Regions from separate parts of the Mus musculus genome. Here region 1 is linked to region 2. A link is a contact called in ENCODE Hi-C or POLR2A ChIA-PET data. All regions are on one chromosome and are shown on one strand. The core of a region is the stretch at or near the end of the contact, and the rest is flanking DNA. Distances in the headings are between cores, read along the strand shown.

The links. Hi-C counts contacts between places; a loop is a spot of excess contacts on that map. ChIA-PET counts read pairs that join two places held with the same protein, here RNA polymerase II (POLR2A).
Region 1: a map of regulatory T cell shows a loop between it and region 2 (1.8-fold over the local background). The contact joins the promoter of Dtx1 here to the promoter of Slc8b1 in region 2. A Hi-C loop is called at or near these places in 1 of 37 maps with a recorded cell type or tissue (regulatory T cell). POLR2A ChIA-PET finds 5 or more read pairs at or near these places in 1 of 5 experiments (embryonic stem cell).

Annotation. Positions count from the first base shown.
Region 1 is chr5:120,710,072-120,713,382 of GRCm38, forward strand. It overlaps Dtx1 (deltex 1, E3 ubiquitin ligase), which reads right to left and starts at 1,598. Exons shown (of 10, transcript NM_008052.3): 1 at 1,414-1,598; 2 at 1-904. The coding sequence starts at 242.
Region 2 is chr5:120,509,923-120,513,427 of GRCm38, forward strand. It overlaps Slc8b1 (solute carrier family 8 (sodium/lithium/calcium exchanger), member B1), which reads left to right and starts at 1,270. Exons shown (of 16, transcript NM_133221.2): 1 at 1,270-1,361; 2 at 3,198-3,410. The coding sequence starts at 3,255.

The sequences.
Region 1 (3,311 bases), core at 348-2,847, 200 kb after region 2:
TGATGCATGGATTGTAGGTCGATGATGTAGGGCACCAGCTGGGCGTCCACCTGGCCAAGGACCACAGAGCCCCGGGCATCCTCCTTAAGAACATTCTCGATGTGGTGGCACACGGTGGCCGTGTAGGGTCGCCAGCGGCTGTGCTCATTGAGCCACTCCCACACCACCACCCTGGCCACGTTCTGCGGCGGGAAGCCCAGCCCGTTCACCGGCACCATCACACCTTGGCCTGGCCGTGACATGGCCGCTGCCGCCTGCGGGGCCAGGTCCCCACTGTTGCTGGCCCAGCTCCTCCTGGGCCTGGGAGCACCGGGGAAGCTTCGTCCTCCCTCTCCAGGGCGGGCGGCGAGGAGTGTGGCCTCTTTTCCAGCTGGGCTCGTCTCCAAGGCCTAGAGGCCTGGGTTAGGGGGATGGGTGGCCATCCAGACGCTGCGAGGACCCCTTCCCGCAGAGCGCAGCTGTTGCACACAGCGGTGCGCGGTAGGCAATGTCTGTCCTAGGTGGGGGACATGATCTCAATCCCTTAGTCCCCTCAGTGCAGGTGCAGGAGTGAGGAGGCACTTGCCCCTCTAAGTCCGGCCTGTCCCTGCTTCTCTCCCGTTCCTTCTGTCCGCCACGCAGGGCCTTGTCACCCAGGAGGCCCTGGCCCCAGCCTGCTGCTCCTTGCGCGCTTGGCTCCGCTTTCCAGATCCCGTGCCTCGCTTCGGGGTGACTTGGGTCCGCCCCTCCCGACGGGGCTCCCTGCACCCCTGCACCCCTGTCCCCTCTCCTGGCCGGCCTGAGTGGTGGTAGATCTCCCAGGGAAGGGGGCGGAGCGTGGGGATCGCGGTCCGGACCTGCAGCTGGGGGACCCTGGGGAGGGGCGGGGGCCGTGGGCACGCCCCACCCCACTGGTGTTCGCGACCTGCAGGGGCGACAAGAAGGAGAAAGGGCCCTTTAAGAAGAGAGCAGCCCCCTCCCCCTCCCAGGAGCCGCGGCAGAGAACAATGGGGCGCCGGTGGGGGGGCGGCAGGGAGGCTCGGGGGTCTGTGCCCTGCAGTCCCTGGGGTACCCGGAGAACAGCGGGCATCATACCCCAGGCTGTCACCCGCAGTGGCCCGTGTTCGGTTGGAGCGCGTCCCCCGCCCCGGGCCGCGCGCTACCGGGGGCTGCGGTGTGGGATGCAGGGACGCGGGATGTGGAGATGCAGAATTCCGGGATGCGGAATGAAGGATGTGGGATGCAGGGATTCGAGTTCAAGATGCGGGATGTTGAGATGGATGGAGGGTGCCGGATGGAGCCGCGACCGAGGTTTCCTCAGGGGTGGCGTCCCCGGGGGCAAAAGAGCTGCAGGTCGTTATGTCCCCGCCCGGTGGCATCTGCCCGTGGGCCCGCCAGAGCCAGGGATTTGGGGTCCCTGCGCTACACGCTCACCGTGATCTCCCCGCGCTGGCTCTTTTCACCCCCCGCTGACTCTTTCTCCGCTGGCTCCCGGGAGGGAGGGAAGGAGGGCACCGCTTTGCCCCAGCCCGGACCTCGCCCGCCGCCGGATAGACAGACAGACAGGAGGACGCAGTAGTCCTGGCGCGCGGACGCGTCGGACGCGTCGCTGGGATCCCGCGGGTGGAGGCGGCCTCGGGGCGGGGCGGGTAGAGGAAGGGGAGGAGACCGATCCGCCCAGCCGCTGTGACACGCGAGTCACCGAGTCCCCGGCTGGGCCCACGAGGCATCAGATCCGTTCTGTGTTTAGGGGTTCTGGTTCCAATCTATCATCTTTGCATTTAGCATCTATGCTAGGGCCTGGTACACAACAGGCGCTCAATAAGTACTTGAATGAATGAATCTGATTTAGAGACAGTCTAAAGACTGCTCATAAGGCCACTGGCCAACTACAGGGTGATCTCTTGGAGCAGCAGTTTAAGCGTTCATGGGCACTGTGATAGGCCCTCTGGCAAGCTGAACACAGCATCTGCAGACACAGGTATGGACTGAGAGAGGAGACATCCAGGACCTGCCCTGTTTAGATTGGGAAAGATGAGGCTGTGTGGGACTGCGATCCAGGCAGCTGAGCAGGGTTAAGGGACCTCTTTGGGAGCCAGACCAGAGTGGCCCTTGCTCCTCCTCTGTTGGGATCTGGGGGGATTGGGGGAGGGCAGGGGGAAGGGAGAGCAAGGGTGAAGGGCAGGCTACACTAGGCTCACTCCCAGAACCAAAACTGGATTAGCTGGAGTCTTTACCCTGCCCAGGACACCTGCGTTTTTGTTGTTGTTTTGTTTGTTTGTTTTTAGAAGAAAGCCATTCACAGCTACATCTAGTCACTGCTTAATGACCACCTTGCAATCGGTGGGAACCTGAGGTCCTCAGGGTAAGGAAGTCATCAACTCAAAGTTGCACAGGGATTTAGTAGCAAACACAAAAGAAGAATCCAGCCAACTCCTCCCAGCAGCCTCTCTTGATTCATCGGTCTTCCCTCCTCCTCCTCCTCCTCCTCCTCCTCCTCCTCCTCCTCTGTGACACCCCATATCACGCCATCAACTACTTTAACCACTTACACAAAACTGATTCCTGCTCAAAAGGCCCCTAAGGGCTTCCACCACGGTTCACCTCTGTGGCCCAAGATCATCACAAATGATGGCTTCTGCTTATTGAGTGTCCATTCCATTCAGCCCCTGGAGGTAAGACTGTGTCCTCATGTTATGGGCAGGAAGCAAAATCTCTGGAAGCTCAGAGAGGTTACTCAGTTTGTCCGACTTCCCACAAGAGTGAGTAGGGCTGGGAGTTGACGCCTCAACGCCTTTGCACTTTCCATGGCAACAGGCCGCCATGATGCGTGTTGAATGACTAATGGATGTAATCTGGCTGATCTAGCACAGTGAGGCCTTTCACCAAGGAGGGCTGAGAAGGACTACACGCAGTTAACAGCCACCTGTGGCTGCAGGCCCAGAAGGGGCGGGATCTCAGGATCCCATTCCTAGGAGCATGCATTGGTCACTCTGTCCCTGTCACACAGAACAGGATGGATGCGGGATTCCAGGCTCTTCCCACCCCCTCTCTGTCCATCTAGAGCTGGGGCCAGCTCTTCTCTGTTCTTTTAAGAGTGATATATATGGTTCTGGTTCCTATCTATCTATTTATCTATCTATCTATCTATCTATCTATCTATCTATCTATCTATCTATCTATCTATATCTTTGGGGCCCTTGGAAGTCAGGGGACTTCCTGAGGCTATAGGGCTGAGTGTGGTGAAGGTGGATTTGAGGGACCCCAGAAGGGTGACCTGTAAAGCCCATCCTGTGACAAGGGGCCATTGTGTTGATGATCTCGTGTCTAAG
Region 2 (3,505 bases), core at 20-2,519:
CACAGTTTAATACTTTACACTGTGTGTGTGTGTACACGTACATGCGAGCACGTGTGTGTTCATGAACGTGTGTGCAGGCGTGCATATGTGCGTGTGTCTGTGTGCACACATGTGTGTGTGTGCATGTGTGTGTCTGTGTGTACATGCATGTGTGTGTGTGTGCGTGTGTGTGTGTGTGTCTGTGTCTGTGTGTGCACATACCATGGTACACATGTGGAAACCAGAGGACAACCTCCAGGAGTAAGATCTTCGTCACTGTTGGGTTCTAGGGATCAAGCTCAGGTCGTGGGGCTTAGCATCAGTGCCCACATCATTACCCACTGTGCCATCTCAGCAGCCCCGCTGGGCGTGCTCTTTAATTAATCATGGTCTGGGGACTAATCCTAAGGCTCTGAGAACACTCAGCAAGCACCCTGCCACTGAATTTCCCACCGCACCTAAGCCCCCCTTTTCACTTTGCATTCTGGGAAACGGCCTTACTAAATGCAGATGCTGCCCTTGAACTGGAACCTGGTCAGGCTTTTTGAATTTGTTTTTAATCCCCCCAGCCTCCTGAGAAAAGCTGAGGTTGCAGGGCTATACCACTGCCCATCTTGATGTTTGCTGTAGTCTTCTAGGTTGGGGTGCAGCTCGGTGGCTTAGTGTGTGCTGGAGAGGGGAATGCTGACAAATGTCAGATCCAGGCATTTCAGGCTCTACAACCAGACTGCTTGCAGGCAGCAGGAGACCGTTTAAATCATCACCACCACCATCATTATCACCATCACCTTTATTACCGTCATACTGAGAAAATGTCTTGCTGGGATGCTCAGACTGGCCTTAATATCACAATCCTCCTGCCTCTGCCTCTGAAAGGCCAGAACTATGGGCATACACCACCACCATGCCACGTTTCCCCTTACTTTACTATAGCTCTCACCCTTCCATACCACCCTCAGTAACAGAAACTCTAAGCTTCCCCCAACTCCCCCCCCCCCCCCCGCTCCCCTTAGACTTCTCTCGGGCCTCCTGAAGTCTATAACCCACGTGCTTTCAATATAGCATCTACCTGAAAGCAGAAGTGACAGGCTGGGGACAGAAAGCAGGTGGAGAATGGGGAAGACAACAGGGAACAGCTCACAACCCCCACCCTCGGCTGGGAGGCTGTGTCTTTAAGAGCTGGGGCGGGGCGAGCCTTAAAGGGCGTGTCTTGGGCGGGGACAGAGAGGCTCGGGCGTGGCCCGACTGGCAAGTAGGCGGAGTGGAGGTTGTGGGGGCGTGGCCAGGCTGCTCCGGGCCAGGACTCTAGGGGCGGAAGGTTGTGGCGCTGGCCATCCGGCTAGAGGAAGACTCCGAGGTCGCGGATCCAGGCCCCGCCCGAGGTAAGAGGAGCTTCGCAGCCTGTGCACTCGTCGCTCCAACTTCAGCTTCTCAAATCCGCTTTCAGCTGGGACCCCAAAATCAGAAAGTGCTTCCCGATTCCCAACCCCATCCCTCGCCGTCAAGTCTGCCCACTTCACCAACGCCGCAGCACACAGGTGTCCGCATTGCCGGAGGCGCTTCATGCGAGCTTATTTGGAAATGAGTAGAAGAAACTGGAGTGGAGGTGACTTGAGGACGCGGTGTCTGGCTGTCCCTTGGGTCAGCGCTAGAGTCCATTTCACAGATGCGGACCCAGAGGCCATAAGCCCAGCCCCCCCTCCCCTCAGGCTGCCCACCCAGAAAATGCAGAGAGGGAACTGAAGGGTTCTGTGTTTTTCCACTCCACGCCCGTGCCAAGTGGAGTAGCTAGAAAGCGGAGGGGAGAGACTCGTTTTCTGTCAACAGGTGAGGAAGTGGCTGTATTCCCTTCTTCCTCTGGGGTCCTATCTTGTCCTTTGCCCTCTTCCCCCCCCCCCCCGGGGGTGGCGATTTAGAAATGCTTGTGTAAAGAATCACACCCCCTCAAATAAAGCTCAGATGGCCTTTGGCTCCCTGCTTGCAGAAAATAAAATGCACAAAACACTTGGGGCAGCCTGCCTAAGACTCGGAGCCAGTTTTCTGCTTGGACAGAAAAATAAAGCTCTTTCCCCCTGGCTGGAGGAAGTGGGTTATTCATATTGCAGCCCCACCCGCCGATTCGGCTGGTCCCAGTTTAGGCGCCTTTGAGCAACTCACTTCCCTCCTGGCCTCGATTTCTCCATCCAAGGACGGTTGGCTTTCTGGTTTTCTCCCTTGCCACATGACTCTGGGGACAGCCTGGTGAACACTCAGAGAGGGCAATGTGGTGTGGCACTTGAGCTGACAGTGAAAACCGAGAGTGAGGTTGCTTCCCAGTGCCTCAGTTTCCCCATGGAAGGATACCACAGCAGGTTGTGAGGTGTGATATACCGTCTTTGATCACAACCAAGTCCACCTCAGATGTGTGCTTTTAAGGCTGGGACCCAGGGGCTGGTGCACATCTGACATCTCAGCCACCCAAGAGGCTGAGGCAAAAGAAATATGTGCTCAAGGTCAGCCTAGCAGATAGAGGAGACCCTGCCAGTGGTGGCACACGCCTTTAATCCCAGCACTCGGGAAGCAGAGGCAGGCGGATTTCTGAGTTCAAGGCCAGTCTGCTCTACGGAGTGAGTTCCAGGACAGCCTGGGCTACACAGAGAAACCCTGTCTCGAAAAACAAAACAAAACAAAAAGTAGGAATAGGGTAGAAGGGGGTCGTGCTTCAAATTTATAATCCCGACACTTCCAAACTAGAAGCAAGAGGATGGTCACTAGCTCAAGGGCAGCCTGGGCTACCTCATGAATTCCCAGGCTAGCCTGACTCAACAAACAACTAAAAATCACTGGGATTATAGCCCAGTGGTAGAGTGCTTGCCTAGCATATATAAGTCGCTGGGGTCCATCTTTGATGTCCCACCCAAAAAAGGAGAAAAAAAAAATTCCGAAAGTCTGAGTTCCTAGTTCTTGCAAGTGAATATTTCTCATACAGTCTGGCTCGTTCCCTAAGCTTCTTGCAGACCTGATGTCCGGGTGAGGGGCAGATCTCGGAGTCACCTATGGGTTGTGGGTGTGGTGCTCCAGAACAGGAAGCACGTGATGCAGGCCCAGGAGGGCTACGGAATGGAATGGGGTTTCTAAATGGGTGGATAGGGACTTGGCTTAGCTGGGAAAGGTCTCTGGGCCCCTCCTCCTGAGGCCATGCATATGCTAAAATCCCCTCCTCTTACCCTACCCTGCAGGCACTAGAGCAGCCAGCCCGTGAGCAGAGAGGGCTCTGGTCAGGCCTCAAGGGGCCCATGGCAAGCAGATGGCTGGCTCTGCTCTGGGCTCCTGTCTTCCTCTGTGTGGCTCTGATACTGGAGACGGCGTCTGGGACCGGAGACCCATCCACAAAAGCCCATGGACACATCCAGTTTTCAGCTGGAAGTGTCAACCAGACTGCCATGGCGGATGTGAGTACCTGGTCGGGGCAGGAAGGCGAGTCGGGTTGGGGGCGTGTCTGTTGTAGTCCCAGCTAATCATTACAACCCTGGGATCTACAGGAATC